Regions from separate parts of the Homo sapiens genome. Here region 1 is linked to region 2. A link is an interaction called in ENCODE POLR2A ChIA-PET data of the cell type or tissue named here. Cell type or tissue: IMR-90. All regions are shown on one strand. Links, peaks and the distances in the headings refer to the core of each region. The heading gives the core; the rest is flanking DNA.

Region 1 (10,713 bases), core at 3,295-8,294, 160 kb after region 2:
TAAGGGTAGAGGCAAGTGATGTTGCCAAACATTCTACAATGAACAGGACAGCCCTCATAACAGAGAACCATCGATTGTCCCAAAGCTGGGGCACCCTGGCCTGGAGTCCCCCGGGCCAAGGCCTGGAATAGGGATTCAGTGTCCCCATTGCACACACTCTCTGTAAGCCTCTCACTGTGGGAGACCCTGGAGCTGATACTGGAGACGCTGAGATGATCCAGTTTCAAATCCTGGTGGTCCAGAAACCTTCCAGTCTGGCATGCGAGACAGACAAGTGCCTGGCTTGTTCTCAGCCACCATAGCAAGGGAACTTCCAGAAGAGCAAGCAGGAGGTCACGAGTCTTGGGCTTGGAGGACAGACCCATGATGTCAGGGAAAGAGCACTAGACAAGGAGTCCGCAGTCCCAGCTCTGACCAGCTGAAGAAACACAGACAAGCCATCCATGTCCCCCTCTTTGGGCCTCAGTTTTGTCCTCTGGTCATTGCTGAGCTGAAATCTCTAACTCTAAGGGCCCGAGCTGTGCCAGTCTTGGATTCTAGACTCAATTCATTTGCAGTGTGGTGGAGGGGCTTGAGGTACAGCATAGAGGTGGGCAAGCCATGGCCGAATCCAGCTGGGCGCCTGCATTTGTGAAAAAAATAATGTCTCTGCACTGTCTATGGCTACATCAGCAAAGTGGAGTACTTGCAACAGAGACTGTCTGGCCCTCAAGTGCTAAAATATTTTCTCTCTGGCCCTTAGAGGAAAAGGTTGTTGGCTCCCCCACACTAATGGGCAGATTTCAGGTGTAAGTCACTGGCCAGTTGGGAATTAGAGGAGAGGTATTTGTTTGGCAGGGGGCGTGGGAAGGGCATATTTTGATGGAAGTTTTTTCTAGTGCACTGGTCAGGATCTCAAACTCAGATTCCTCTCTACGGCCTCAGTTTCCCTGTGTGTGAATGGAAATCGCTGTACCTGCCTGGCACAGTGGGTAAGGAGGGAAAGTCTCGTGCCTGGGCCAGGCTGGCGGAGCTGGGTTATTTATGGTTTCCGCCGGGAGGGGGGCTGCAGGCCGCGGGCCGTGTCTGACCTGAATTCTTACACTTACAGGAAATTAGAGCCCTTGGAAGCAGGTGCGCTGGGATCCTAACACTCGGGTGGCCGAGAGGGCGATGTGGCTGAGGCAACAGGGAAAGGGGGCTGGACTGGGCTGGGGGCTGGAGGAGGGGCCAGTCCCGAGGGGACGGGGCTCCAACCTCACCTTCCTGCTGTCGTGGAGAAGAAAAGTGGTAATGACCGCTACTGTGCACTGGGCTCTCGCTCTGTGCTTTGCTTGTGTTTGCTCAGTTAATCCTCCCAACATGCCTCTAAGGTAAGATGATTGCCCCTCATTTTACAGATGGGGAAACTGAGGCTCAGTGAGGTGTGCTCACTTGCCCATGAGCACAGAGCAGGCGTTAGAGTCAGGATTTGAACCCAGGAAAGGCTGTACAATTCCAATTCTTATATCCTCTTTTCCATACCAGCCACCTATGGGCAACAAGGTCTCCAAGGAAACTCCAGAACATTCTGTGGGTTTCAGTGGTTACCTGCTGAGGCGGCATTGGGCATGGAGCATCCGAGGGTCCAAGGTGAGAAAGAATCAGGGTGTGTGGCTTATGGTCCAGTTCCAGGGTTGGAGCGGGAGGGTGAGTGGTCGGCGTCTGTGGCAAGCAGCTGTGGGGCTTTTGGGAGCTGGCCGTAGGCAAGGGAGTGCCAAGTGTCTGCAGTCAGAGGCCAGGAGCCTGGGAGGCTGGAGAGATGGGGTCTGGTCTGCCCTGAGGTCGGGCCTGGCCGGGGGTGCCCTGGGTGGGCTGCCTGTCTGCAGCGGGCAGGTAGGTGAGCCTCGTGCACACTGGGTCATGTGTGACGAGTCTTTGATTTATAAGAATGTGTGGGAGTGTGAACTCATGTGCAACAGTGTGAGTGTGAGACAGGGTGGGTGTGATTGTTTGAATATTTGTATGTTTGCAGAGGCGGGTGAGGCTTGGTAAGGGCCAAGATGTCTTCAATTTGGGGACTTTCTTTATTAAAAGGAATGCAAAATGACAAATACTAAAGAGACTTTAAAACGAGAAAAGAAACCACAACGAATTACTCAATTTTTAAGCTGACAAATACCACAAACATTACCAAATCCAGAAAAAAATCATAATATTTTTATTAATTAACTCCCTGGCACATTCCTGTACTACTGATTTTTATTTCTCTTTTTGGCTTTGACCATCGTGTGAACACATTGCAAGGGCCCTCCCGGGGCTCTGGAAGGAGGCTGCAGCTCCAGCCTTGGGATGTGTGAGTTTGTGTGAGCGACTGAGGGCGTGGGTGTGTGTGCGGGTGTGACCAAATGTGGGGGCCTGTTTCACAAAAGAGAGATGGAGAGCAAGGCTGTCATGGCAAACTGGCTCAATGGGTATTTGTTGAATAAATAAAAAGGACGATCGCATATGTGAGAGACTGTGTGTGGAGGAGATGCATGTGTGTTTAAGCACGTGCACATGCGTGAATGCATGCATGTGCAGTAGTGGCCGTGGGAAAGAGTGTGTGTGAGTCTGTGTGATCCCTCGGTGTCTTTTCTTTGGCATTCTAGTTTTAGGGAGCCCCTCCCTGCCTGCACCTCCACCCCCACCCATACCCCGCCCAGAGGCAGATGGGCACAGACACGCTGTGGCATTTGGTCCAGGCCTTGCGGGGACAGGCTCAGTGCGCGGAATTCACAGCTCCTTCCCCTGCCCCACCTCCCCTCCTCCCACCGATGAAATGTTGGTAATTCAATCCACGGAGAAGCCCGATGTCCCGGGGAGAGGCTGGCATGGGCAGTGTGTGTGTGTGTGTGTGTGTGTGTGTGTGTGTGTGTGTGTGTGTGTGAGAGAGAGAGAGAGAGAGAGAGAGAGAGAAAGAGACAGAAAGAGAGAGACAGGCAAGCAGAGAGAGAGGAGACACTTGCATTTTTCCAAGCTGGTGGGCTCCCAGCTCATGCCCTTCCTTGTACAAATGGGGACCCCAAGCCTTAGGGGCAGGGAGGGGACATGTCTGAACAAATGAGTGGGAGCAGGTTGGGACCAGAATTCAGCTCTCCCAGGTCAGTGTTTCCGATACAAATAGCCCTTGAAGAGCACTTGCTATGGGCTAAGTAAGCATTGGGTCAGGCTGAGGGGTGGAGGGTGCTTGGACAGAAAGAATCCTGAGTTGCAGCCACTTTTAGAAAAGTAGGGGACTCTGCGAAAGGGAAAGGGGATATGTCTGTGTTTTGGGGGAGCAGCCATGGAGAAGCAGGCAGGGCTAGATTGTGGGGGTCCAGCCCACCAGCCTGGGGAGCCTGGTTTGCTCCTGAAGGGAATGGGAAGGGGTTAGAGGGTCAAGGGTAGTGGGTGGGACGGGCACAGATTTGGGTTTCAGAAGGAGAACTGGCTTCTGTGGGGAGGTGGAGGGGCTGCTGGGGCCCACTGTCACCAAACAGCCGAGTGCCCCATCTGGGCAAGAGGTAGTAGGTCTGATGGGGTAGGGGGCGGGATTGCTAGGCTGGAGACGACCCCAACTCTGGCCTTTTTCACCACTCGCCCCTCCTCCCCATCAGCTTTCCCCTGAGAGGCCTCACACTTGAACTTAGAGGAAGAGTGAGTGGCCCTGGAGCTGGGCCTTCCAGTAGGAGCAGGGTTTCTGCAGGGAAGCAGAGAGAGGAGCCCGGGAGAAGGCACACGGTGAGCAAAGGCAGGGAGGTGGCCCACTGTCCTACCCCCACAGTGGCCTGTGCTTTTTGTCCACTGCAAGGAAGAGCTTAGAACCCCTTTACCTAGTCCCTGCAGGCAACGGAGGCGCATGCTGCTAGGGGTCTTTGGGATGCCTGGAACTTTAGGTCAAGGCTAACGAAGAAAATGTGAGCCCACAGTAGGCCCTGCTCAAATTCCACCTGCAGAAGGATAATTCCTAGAGCCTGTGAGAGCTGCTGGCCCGTCCAGACTCACCCTGCCCCTCTCCCCAGACCTGCCCTGGGCTCTGGGACCTGACAACCCCAGATGGCATCATCTGGGCCCCTTGTTGTCTGGTTTCTGGTTGGCCTTGGCGAACTGGGGGGGTGAGAGCTGAAGTGGGTCATAGGAATTATTTCCCTGCTGAGTTGCCATGGACTGGCTTTGTCCCTCTCCTGCTCTGGACACAGATCCTCTCTGGGTTCTAGTAACTGTTCCTACCCCTCCCCCTTCAGGCTTGAGGGTGGTAGCAGCTTTCCACTCCTACTAGCCCCTGGGTGCAGCACAATTGCTGATGGGTTCCTCTTAACCCCACCCACACCACAGTGGCGGGGTTTTATTTATTTAAAAATGTATTAAATAGAGACAGGGTCTTACTATGTTGGCCAAACTGGTCTTGAACTCTTGGCCCCAAGTGATCCTGCCTCCTTGGCCTCCCAAATTGCTGGGATTATAGGCGTGAGCCACAGTGCCGGGACTGTAAATCCCTTTTCTGTGAGGCTATTTCCTGCTGGGACACTGACCGTGTCGCCCTGCCCTGTCTCCAGCTAGCTTTCCCTTCCCTCTCCTCTGGCTGGGCTCCCACCCTACCCTTAGCTGGGTTGAGGAATGTCACTTTCAAGTTCTCAGTGGGTCCAGAGCTCTGTGGGAGGAGAGCCCCAGAATCATTTCCACAAACATCAAACTCAACAACCACAATGTTAGATAAATAAGGTCTGGCAGGCAGGGTGGCTGCTCAGCCCCGGAGCTCTGGGGAAGGCCTTTGCTCCTGTCTGACCCGTCTGGTCTGCTCACACCCTGAGCTTGCTGGTGTTCTGGTGTGTGCAACCCTCTGGGGTCTTCCGGGCCCACGCTGTGCCTCAGGCCCACAGAGATGCTAAACGGCCCCTCATAGAAGCCCTGACGCTGGGCCCCTTGCAGCTTCTCCCAGGGTGTACCAATGATGCTTCTCCCATGCAGTGAATTCTTCCCACATCTGATCACCCCGTTTTCTGTCCATTTCATAGGGTTCTTCTCAGCCACCGTCAACAACCCCAGCTGCTACCAAGGTGCAAGAACACACAGGCTGCTGTGAAAGGACTGTAGGGGGCAAGGGCAGAGGAAGGGGCCAGCCAGGAGGCTTCCAAAATAATCCAGGCAGGAGAGGATGGTGGCCTGGACAAGGGTGGCAGGTGGAGGAAACTGGCTGGATTCCAGAAATTCTCCCATTTCGGCACCCAGACTCCATGCAGAGTAGAAATGGATGCTCTTGGCTGGGTGCGGGGGCTTGTGCCTGTCATCCCAGCACTTTGGGAGGCTGAGGCAGGTGAATCATGAAGTCAGGAGATCGAGACCATCCTGGCTAATACAGTGAAACCCTGTCTCTACTAAAAATACAAAAAATTAGCCGGGTGTGGTGGCACGCGCCTGTAGTCCCAGCTACTCAAGAGGCTGAGGCAGGAGAATCGCTTGAACCAGGGAGGCGGAGGTTGCAGTGAGCTGAGATCAGGCCACTGCACTCCAGCCTGGGTGACAGAGAGAGACTCTGTCTCAAAAAAAAAAAAAAAAAGATGCTCTTGAATTTGAGTTCTGAAATTTTGCATCCTGTTCCCCATGTGGCGGCCCAGCCATTTTTCCCTTAGGGTGAGTGGGCCTGTGAAACCAGGAGAGCGCTGCTGTGCGTCTAGTCGTCGGGGGCATATTGATCGATTTATTTGACCCTCTGCAGGAGGTGTGCTGAATGTCCCATTCCCCGGTGCTGCCAGCTCCTCAGAGCTCTGTAGGTTACCCCGTGAGACCTTCTCCCTGCACGCCTTTTTTTCTCTAATAGAAATACCTGCTACCTGTTGCCTTCTTCCCTGCAGGATCACAAGCGCTTGCCCAGTGCCTGGCATAGAGGCGGCCATAGCTGGACTCCTACCCTGTTCCAGGCACTGAACCTTCATTTGCCCTGAGACGTCAGGGTGGTCTTAGGACCATGTTTCCAGGGAGGACACAGAGGCACAGGGGCATGAGGACCCTGCCCTGGGTGGTGGCAGAGCTGGGATTTGAACCCGGGTTTGCATGACTCCCAGCCCTGTTCCTGTCCTCTCAGGGGCTGCACCCTCCCCCTGCCCCTTCCTCCTCCCCCTCCTACCAGGCAGGGCTGAGCCAGACTGGGGTTCCAAAGCCCTTCCTCCTTCTCGATCCAGAGATAAATATTTGTTTCTCCAGTGTAAATAGCCCTTCGTGTTTAATGAGGCAATCCTAGGGCCATTTCCTGGCACGGCTCAGGGCCTGGAGGTCTTTCTCGCTCTGGGAGGAACAGTCCTAGGAGGAGAGCCGCTGAGGAGGGGCTCAGGGCCTCTGAGAAAATCCTTCCATTTACAGATGAGGAAACTGCCGCTCAGAGACGGCAGCCGACCCAGCCAAGGCCGCACAGCCAGGATTCAAAGCCATACCGCTCAGCTCCTGCCTCCAGGCTCTGCCTTTGCATGTGGCTTCTCCTGGCTCCTGGACCCTTCCCCGGCCCTCCCAGCTGGCTGTGCTGTGACAGTGGGCGGGGGAGTGCCAAGGCTCTGCCCTGCCCCCCGCCCTTGGCATCTCCGGTCAATATGGCACTCACAGCTCCCTGGGCATGGACCCCCTCCTGCCATCCCCACTTAAAGTGATACTTTAATAAATTATGCTTTTATGTTATTACACGTGGAGCTATAAAAGCAGAGAGTGTGCGGCCGGGCTGAGGTAAGGCGCCCGCGACTTTCCAATTTCCTGGTCTGGCCTGGCTCTGCTCCGCACCGTGAATTTTTCATTAATGTGCACAGGTGACGCCACGGGGCAGCCGCAGGCCAGGTAGGCTCCCACGGCGGCAAGGCCTGGGCTGGACCTTGCTGGGCTGGGCTGGGCTGGGGATGGCACAGCGGGTTTTGTACCAACAAGGATTAGAAATAGCATCACGCTGCGGCTCAAGATCATGCCCTGGATTTAAATAGCCAGGGCGGCCAGGCACAGTGGCTCACGCCTGTAATCCCAGCACTTTGGGAGTCCAAGGCAGAAGGATCTCTCCAGCCCAAGAGTTCAAGGGCAGCCTGGTTAACATAGCGAGACCCTGTCACTACAAAAAATTTTTAAAAATTAGCTGGGCATGGTGGCATGTGCCTGCAGTCCCAGCTACTCGGGAGGCTGAGGTGGAGGGATGGCTTGAGCCTGGGAGTTGAGGTTGCAGTGAGCTAGGATCACACCACTGCACTCCAGCCTGGGCGACACAGCAAGACCCTGTCTCAAATAAACAAACAAATAAGCACACACAAGAACTAGAAACCCCCTGTGTCTAGAGGAAGGAAGGGGCGTCCACTGGCCTGTGCCAGACTCTGGGCCGGCGTTTGTTGCACATGACCTCATTTCACCCTCAGAAGGCCATGAGATAGCCTTATGCACCCCACTTGATGGATGAGGAAAGTGGGGCTCTGTTGGTGAGTGAGTGGCGGTGTCAGCTCTGAACCCAGCCAGTCTGATTCTAGAACCTGAGTTCCTAACTGCTAGGCTGTTCTCATTCATTCCTTTCTCCCTCCTCTTCTCCCCCACGTCTGTGGGTCCTTTCCATGTAGTCATAGTTACAGAGGCAATGGACACATTGAAGAGAGGAAAGAAAACAAACACGACCTAGAATCTACGGGGAAGGAAGCCTTCTAGACTCCAGACCTTCCGTGTCCAGAAGTGTCAGTCTTCACATCTGTGAGGTGGGGCCAAGGAGTCCTGCCCTGCCATGCTGGGTGTTGACTTCGGGGAAGGGGCCTTGGGATGTCTATGAGGATGCAGCTGCTGCCTTCTGTCTTGGCAGAGACCATGGCCACCCCAGGACACCGTGTTTGGTCCCCGCTGTGCTAAGTCTCCTCCAGGCACCAGCCAGGCATCAGTGGAGCACAGCGGAAATGGGTCCAAAGCCACCCACAGAGGCTCTGTGTGGTTCTTGGATAATTCTGGAAGGCTCTAGAGAAGGCAACAAGAAGGCAGGAACCCAGGGCCAGAAACTGGACAACTTGTGTGTGTTTGTCTGTAAAGTGGGGCTAGGAATCCGCGTGGGGGTCAAATGAGAACAGCTCTGCCTCCCAGCGCACAGTCCCGCGTCGAGGTCAGAGAGCCTCTTAGGCCCTGGCTCTTTTGGGAAATCATCCCAGGGGCTAAAGACAAAACTGAAGTTGAAATAAACATGGGGGTCCAAACACTCCAGAATTCTGAGTGAGGGAATCTCCTCCCAGGCTTCCACGCCAGGCCCGAATGCAAACAAGAGGCAGCAGGGGTGGCTTGGGCCCCTCACACAGAATTAGTGAGATTAGCTGAGAACCAGAGCCCAGCAGATGTCCCCTCTCTGGACTCGGTGACTCACTTGCCTCCCTGGTTGAGAATCGTATCCGGCTGGGCCTGAGCTGTCCTGGCTGGCGGGGAGCTGGACGCAGGGCAGAGGTCGGGGTAAACACCCGTGCTCCAGGCGGGAGGTCGGGATGGGGGTGGTGACAAGGAGGACAACATTTCCACTCAGCAGAAAGAAGAGCCTGAGCTGCCCTAGAGCCGGAGGCGCTGCCTGGAGAGGTCGTGAGGACCCGGTCCCAGAGGTGTGCAAGCTGGGTACCCTTTGAAGACTATAGGAGGATTCCAGTTGGCGCTGGGAGTACTCCAGGCAGGATGCCAGTTCAGGTCCTTCGTGCATGAGACTCTCCCAGAGAGGCAGGCAAACATTTTCTGGGAAGGGCCAGATAGTAAATATTTCAGGTTTTGCGGGTCATCCTGCTATCTCTGTTGCAACTGCTCAACTCTGCCACTGTAGCTTGGAAGCAGCTACAGACAATACATAAATGAATGGATGTGGGTGTGGTTTTGTAAATAAAACTTTATTTACAAAAACAGGCAGTGGGCCAGGGGTGGACCCTGAGCCACCGCTTGCCAACTGTATAGAGCCTCCTGGAAGCTTGTGGATTGCAGGGCAATGACGTGACTCTTCTGCATTTGACCTTGCAGGTGGTGCCGCTCCACCTGGATGGGTTTATTCTTCCGTTTTCTCTTCCCTCGATGGGTTTATTCTTCCGCTTTCCCTTCCCTCCCTCCCTCCCTCCCTCCCTTCCTCCCTCCCTTCCTTCCTCCTTTCCTTCCTTTCCACCCATTCACTCATTTATCTCTCTATTCAGCCATATACTTCATTGTTTCAACAAATCTCTGCTTCTTGTTCTAGCTCTCTAACTCACTCACTCACTTATGAATTCATCCAGTCATTTATTCACTCACTTATTCATTTACTCTACTGGAAGCTCAGGGTTCTATTGTGGAAAATGTGGAAACGCTAAAGGAATTGGAATTCTTTTATCTGGGGAGACTCTGGAAAGTGCAGGGATTAATGATTGTCTCTTAGGCTCTGTTACATTTATAGGAAGAAGATTCTGGGCAGTTCTTGATTCACTCATGAGTCCTGCATTGTTTGCATACCCAAATCCTCCTCTAGTTGAGGCTCTGCACTAGGAATACAGCAGCAAAGATTCTGTCCTTGCCTTCCTGGAGCCTGTGTTCCAGTCTAGACTCAGGTTGTAAATAGATGGGATGTTCCAGGCAGGGAGAAGAGCACAAAGACCAAGAGGTGAGACAGAGGGAAGTATGTTCCAGAAACAGAAGTTGGGTCTGATTGGAGCACAGTGTGTGCGCATTTGTGTGTACGTGTACGTGCAGGTGTGCGGCAAGTGTGCATGTAGGTGTGCAGCAGGTGTGTGTGCAGATGTGCGGCGGGTGTGCGTGCAGGTGTGCGGCGGGTGTGCGTGCAGGTGTGCGTGCAGGTGTGTGGCAGGTGTGCGTGCAGGTGTGTGGCAGGTGTGCGTGCAGGTGTGCGTGCAGGTGTGTGGCAGGTGTGCAGCAAGTGGTGAGAAGTGGGGCTGGAACCCGAAGAGCCTTGAATGCTGGGCCGAGGAACTTCACTCTTCATACTGGTAACAATGGGGGGCTGTAAGACAGAGCTGTAAGCAGGGGAGGGCATGGTAGGCTTGGAATTTAGAAGCAACCTCTTGACCATCTGCAGAGAATGGGTTATTTAGATGTGGGCCTCGGCGAGGGCTTCCCCGGGGAAGGGGCCTTTCCGCTGGGCCAGAAGGGGGGCATTTCCAGCGTGGACTTCCTGCAACCATTGCCCCCCACACCTGTGGCTGCCCTTTCCTCCCACTTGGGCCTTCCCTACAAGGCAGGGGGTGGTAGAGACAGAAGCAGTGCTTTCTGGGAGTTTAGGTTGCCTAGGCAGGGGTGGGGCTGAGGGACAGGAGGTGGTGGGTGAGGGTGGGGAGATGCCTCTCTCCTTTCCTCTCCCTCATGAATAGACTCACGCTTGGCCTCCCGATCTCACCATTTCCACCTTTTCCTGCCTCCTTGGACTCCCACCCCGAGCTAAGGCTGGGGTCCACAATGTTGGGCCTTATGAGGCCACTCCCAGGATTCCCACCCTGCCCCTAGTGCTTATGGAGAGGCAGCCAGAGTTGGCAGCCTCCGCTGTGACACCAGCTTGCTGTGTGGCCCTGGGGGAGCCTCTGCCCCTCTCTGAGCTTCAATTTCCCCACTCATAGCGCAGTTCCAATCTCATGGGACTATCACAAAGATTCCAGGGCACTTGGCTCAGTACCTGGGCTCAGCACCTGCTAGTTATTATCAAGGCTAAGACGCACGAGTCACTGATAATTGTTACTCAGGATAACTATTGTTAGGTGAATGAAAGAAATGAGCTGCCAGGTAAAGATCATG
Region 2 (5,000 bases), core at 1-5,000:
TATTCTAAACTGTTTTCTCCTTCCCTTCTTTGCTGCTGCTTCCTGTCCCACTACTGTAGAAAGATCGTTTAAAAACAAAGGAATAAAACCATCCTGTTTGAAAGCCTCTGCGTCTTTTTACTCACCACCTTAGAGCAACCTCTGTATTAGTTTTTGATCAAGAATGCAATATCATATAAATTTTTTGTGATCAGTAGTCAAGTTGGACTTGTTTTAACGTTCTGCTGCTTGAGTTGCCTGATGCTCAGAGCTTTTTGGTTTGGATTACTATTGCAAAAGGGAACTTGGTCTGGCTTTAAGAATGTCCTCTTGGAGAAAATAACAAGAGTTTTAACACTTCTAGATCTTAGTTCTAGATGGAGAAAGTAACACAAACATCATTTTACTCTTATGATCAATTGTTAATTGTAATTGCATGACAAACCTTATGGAAAAGGGGTGACCTAGTAGAGTGTAATGGGGAAGGGAGGATTCTTTTCTGGTTTTCCTTTGTGCGGTGAAACTTTGTGTTGCTGTTGCTTTGGCTGTCTGTGCTGTAGTGGAGTATTTGTCAGTCTGGGGTGGGGAAGATATTGATGTATCTGCTACTGCTTTATGAGTTCATTTGTTACATTATCTTTTAAGAATAACATCCATTTAAACAGTTGACTTACAGTTTGTTAATGCTGAGATGTAAAGCTGCCACCTTTATATTTTCCTGCTTCTGATTTTATTGTGAGGGAAATATACAATTGTGGTTACCTTCAAATTTTGAAATTAAAAATATACAACCGTTTGTATAAATGCCTGATGAAGCTTTATTCCTGTTGCACTGACTGGCTCTAATTTTACGTATGTATCAGGTACCCACATTTTTGCTCCCTTGAATCTCCTTGACTCTGTCTAACTGGTGGGATAAAGGGAGTTCAAAGTGACTATCTTTGCAGCTACCATAATCACCCTCTCTCTCTCTTTGCCTGTGCCTTCCATAGAATAAGGATGCCACTGACCCGTGCCCGTCCTCTCAGTCCTCTGTTTCATATCCAGCTGTTTCATTTGAATGCAGAGCTGCTTCCCTTGTTTTTATGTAAAATGTTTCAGCAGCACATTACAAAACTCATACTGAATGAGCAAATGACACATGTGCTTGTTTGCTTCTTGTGACATACATTGGTCTGCGCAAAGCTTTCTCAAAGGACCACTGTCTCACTCATGAATATCTGCTCCTCTGCTCCTGAATTGCTGAATCCTTCCAGTGCCCTGGACAAATCTTGGTGAAGTGAGATTATTGTGTTGAGATTCAGGGTTGTTTTTAATGTTTCTTTCTTTGCCAACTCTTGGGGGTTTGAATGTTTTAAATTTGAACTCCAACTTTATTATACTGAAAATCAGACCGCCCATTTTTTCTTTCTACCCCTTTTCAGAAAGGCCTAAAGAATGTATTTGACGAAGCAATATTGGCTGCCCTGGAGCCTCCAGAACCGAAGAAGAGCCGCAGGTGTGTGCTGCTATGAACATCTCTCCAGAGCCCTTTCTGCACAGCTGGTGTCGGCATCATACTAAAAGCAATGTTTAAATCAAACTAAAGATTAAAAATTAAAATTCGTTTTTGCAATAATGACAAATGCCCTGCACCTACCCACATGCACTCGTGTGAGACAAGGCCCATAGGTATGGCCCCCCCCTTCCCCCTCCCAGTACTAGTTAATTTTGAGTAATTGTATTGTCAGAAAAGTGATTAGTACTATTTTTTTTTGTTGTTTCAAAAAAAAAATTTTTGTGTGTGTGTGTTTTTTTTTTTTTTTTTTTTGTTGTTTAAAAGCAAGGCATGCTTGTGGATGACTCTGTAACAGACTAATTGGAATTGTTGAAGCTGCTCCCTGGTTCCACTCTGGAGAGTAATCTGGGACATCTTAGTGTTTTGTTTTGTTTTTTTCCCTCCTCTTTTTTTTGGGGGGGAGTGTGTGTGGGGTTTGTTTTTTAGTCTTGTTTTTTTAATTCATTAACCAGTGGTTAGCCCTTAAGGGGAGGAGGACGGATTGATTCCACATTCCACTTCCTAGATCTAGTTTAGAAAACATGTTCCCCATCTGGTGCTCTTAGGAAGGAGTATAGTAAATGCCTCATTTAATAACATACTCCTTTTTGAAAGTTGCCTTTTCTCTCCACCCTTGAGTAGATCCAGTATTTGATGAAACTCATGAAAGTGGGTGGAGCCCATCTTGCCCCTCCTCTTTTCTAGGACGCACTATATGTGACTGTGACTTTCAAGGACATTTGTTTGCCATTTGCTGATTTTTTTGGGAAGTTAATTTCTAACTTCTTTCACTGATAAATGAAGAAAAGTATTGCACCTTTGAAATGCACCAAATGAATTGAGTTTGTAATTAAAAAAATTTTTTTCCCTTTCAGTCATTGTCTTATATGCTTAGCATAGATTTGCAGCTCAGTAGTATATGGTGTTCCTAGAATGCAGCTGAAGACCTGTTATGTAGAGGAAATACGAGGGGTGGTGCTAGAAGACAGACATCTGTGGAATGATTCACATCCTCTCAAGTTAGGAGGATGGAGGCCTGCTTCATTAAGAAGCTGGGGGTAGGGTGGGGGTGGGGAGAACACTTAACAACATGGGGACCAGTCAGGGGAATCCCCTTATTTCTGTTTTGCATATGAGGAACCCTAGAGCAGCCAGGTGAGGCTCTCTAGTTTAATAAAAATCATGGAAAGACTCTTAATGCAGACTCTTCTTAAGTGTTAATAGGGATTTTTTCAGCTTATTTTGGTTGCAGTTTCCAATTTTTAAAAATGTTGAGGTAATCTTTCCCACCTTCCCAAACCTAATTCTTGTAGATGCATTAGTGTTGAACCAATGCTTTCTCATGTCTCAATTCTTTGTATATGCATTCTTTTCAGATGTATTAAACAAACAAAAACCCTTCACAAGCCAGCCTGAGGGTTGTTATTTTCCCTCCGTCTCTTACTTTTCAGATATTGAGGAGTGGGAATTTGACTCTTGATAACATCAATTTCTAACAAACTTTGGGATAAAATTTTAAAGCTTTATTATTTTTATTTTCTGGCATTTTAGTTTGAGATAATATTTAGCCCTCTATATGTTCAGGTTTGTGCTTTCTCCTCTAAGTTTGACCCTTCCCTTAAATACCAAGTAGGTCCATAATAATTCTTAGTGAAGCAGTGTTCAGGAAGCTCACTGCTCATGGTGGAAGGAAATGTCAGTGTACCTTTAATCCATAGATCATTGAAAAGCAGCTCATTTTCCCCCAAGTTTTCTGCATCAGTGGTTCTCCAACTGGAGTGCAGCTTGAACAATGTGATTTTTAAGTTTTCCAGGCATTTCTAAAATGTAGCCAAGTTTGGGAATCACCACACCTAGTTGGTTATCTCAAACTACTACTATCAGAATACAGGTTCTGTGCTGCGAATCTGAATATGGGATACATTTTCTTTAGGTAGCAAGAAAGGTTTATTTACCTTTAGGACATTATACTGATCTGCATGAGAATCTTAGAAACTAAGAACCCTTAAAATCAGTTAAGGTTGGTACACTGTGGCCTCATTTTGATAGTTCTCTGCATGGAGTCATGTTTGGCATGATTTGCATACTGTGCTAGAATTAAGCTGGGTTGGTTGAGAAGGGGTTAGGAAGAGGCAGATGTAAGCTTTAACAGTTCTAACCAAGAAATGCATCTTATTTATTCCTTGTTGACTATACTAGGGAGAGATACCTGGATCATGTGATACCCTGGAAAGCAGGGACATATGTATCCTTAGTGTAGTCAGGGGCGTATAGGTCCTTGACTATTGCTATATCTTTGTCCTAAAGCAATGCTTGACATGATATGGCTCTAGAAGTAGTCATTGGATGGGTATATTATTTTATAAATGAGTAAGTGAAATAAAGCAGGTCATACAGTTGTGTCAACGAATTATCCGTGTATCAGAAGAACAAGGATGATGGGGATTGATTGAAGCTAATGTTTTCTTAAATATTTTCAGATTGATTTCTGCATGTCAGAAGAACTTGGGTAGCAAGTGGATGCAGCTTAGGTTTTCCATTTAAATATTGTTTTCTATTTGACGTAACAAACTTGCTTATAGTCGTGGCTTAGAAGGTGAGTGATATTCTCCAGGGAGTATGATTTAGAGGCTGGAAAGGGTTATTGAAAATAGTCCTTACAGGCTTAGTTTGTGTCAGAATTTATAGTATTTAATACGATGTTAATATATTATTGCTATTTATAAGTGTTTTACTGAACATCCTAGAAATAGATTTTTTTTTTTTTTTTTTTTTGAGACGGAGTCTCGCTCTGTCGCCCAGGCTGGAGTGCAGTGGCGCGATCTCGGCTCACTGCAAGCTCCGCCTCCCGGGTTCACGCCATTCTCCTGCCTCAGCCTCCCGAGTAGCTGGGACTACCGGCGCCCGCTACCACGCCCGGCTAATTTTTTGTATTTTTAGTAGAGACGGGGTTTCACCGTGTTAGCCAGAATGGTCTCGATCTCCTGACCTCGTGATCCGCCCGCCTCGGCCTCCCAAAGTGCTGGGATTACAGGCGTGAGCCACCGCGCCCGGCCAGAAATAGATTTTATAGTTAAAGCGATGTTCTTCAAGCTGGACTTTATGCCACAAGGGGAGTGTATTCTAAAGGGGAAGAAAAGGATTGTGGTTTAAAAGAACAATTGTAATATTTCCTTCATTCTGAGGTGTATTTTTCTCACATTTTCATATTGTAATTAGGATACCTGTTAACATTGGTGTACATTTAATGTAGTAGTACTTTTTCTCCTTTTGCCCTGCAAGTTGTCACTAAATTTGTGCTATCATAATTGTTACCTTCATAGAATGCTTAAATAGTGGTACTTCTTTGACTTGTTAGGTTTGGACTATTTTCCTTTTCTTCTTCCATTTGTGAGGTAAATTAGTGGTTATTTTGGTGCTGGGTGCTAAGAAACTCGCAAAACAAGGGCCCTGCTCAAGAAGGATTGAAACTTAGTCCTTGCTG

Evidence for each region. ChIA-PET counts read pairs that join two places held together with the same protein. Peaks named below come from ENCODE experiments on the same cell type or tissue, not always from the same donor. Only the 100,000 strongest peaks of a DNase experiment are listed, where the experiment ranks them.
Region 1: POLR2A ChIA-PET joins it to region 2 with 16 read pairs; 1 of 35 experiments calls an interaction of 5 or more read pairs at or near these places.

What each region holds. Positions count from the first base shown.
Region 1 is chr1:22,251,323-22,262,035 of GRCh38, forward strand. LOC107985377 (a long non-coding RNA gene) reads left to right here and starts at 1,243. Exons shown (of 5, transcript XR_001737789.1): 1 at 1,243-1,352; 2 at 1,507-1,611; 3 at 3,597-3,720; 4 at 4,995-5,036; 5 at 6,337-6,645. RefSeq lists enhancers at 2,391-3,295, 3,296-4,198, 9,873-10,499. In IMR-90, for the core only: no CTCF peak of the experiment used is centred there; no DNase peak of the experiment used is centred there; H3K27ac peaks cover 893 bases; H3K27me3 peaks cover 987 bases.
Region 2 is chr1:22,090,025-22,095,024 of GRCh38, forward strand. It overlaps CDC42 (cell division cycle 42), which reads left to right. Exons shown (of 6, transcript NM_001791.4): 6 at 1,404-5,000. The coding sequence ends at 1,493. Among named protein-coding and RNA genes, the nearest start is that of CDC42, 40 kb to the left of the region's middle. RefSeq lists a silencer at 1-86. In IMR-90, for the core only: no CTCF peak of the experiment used is centred there; a DNase peak (open chromatin) is centred at 2,497.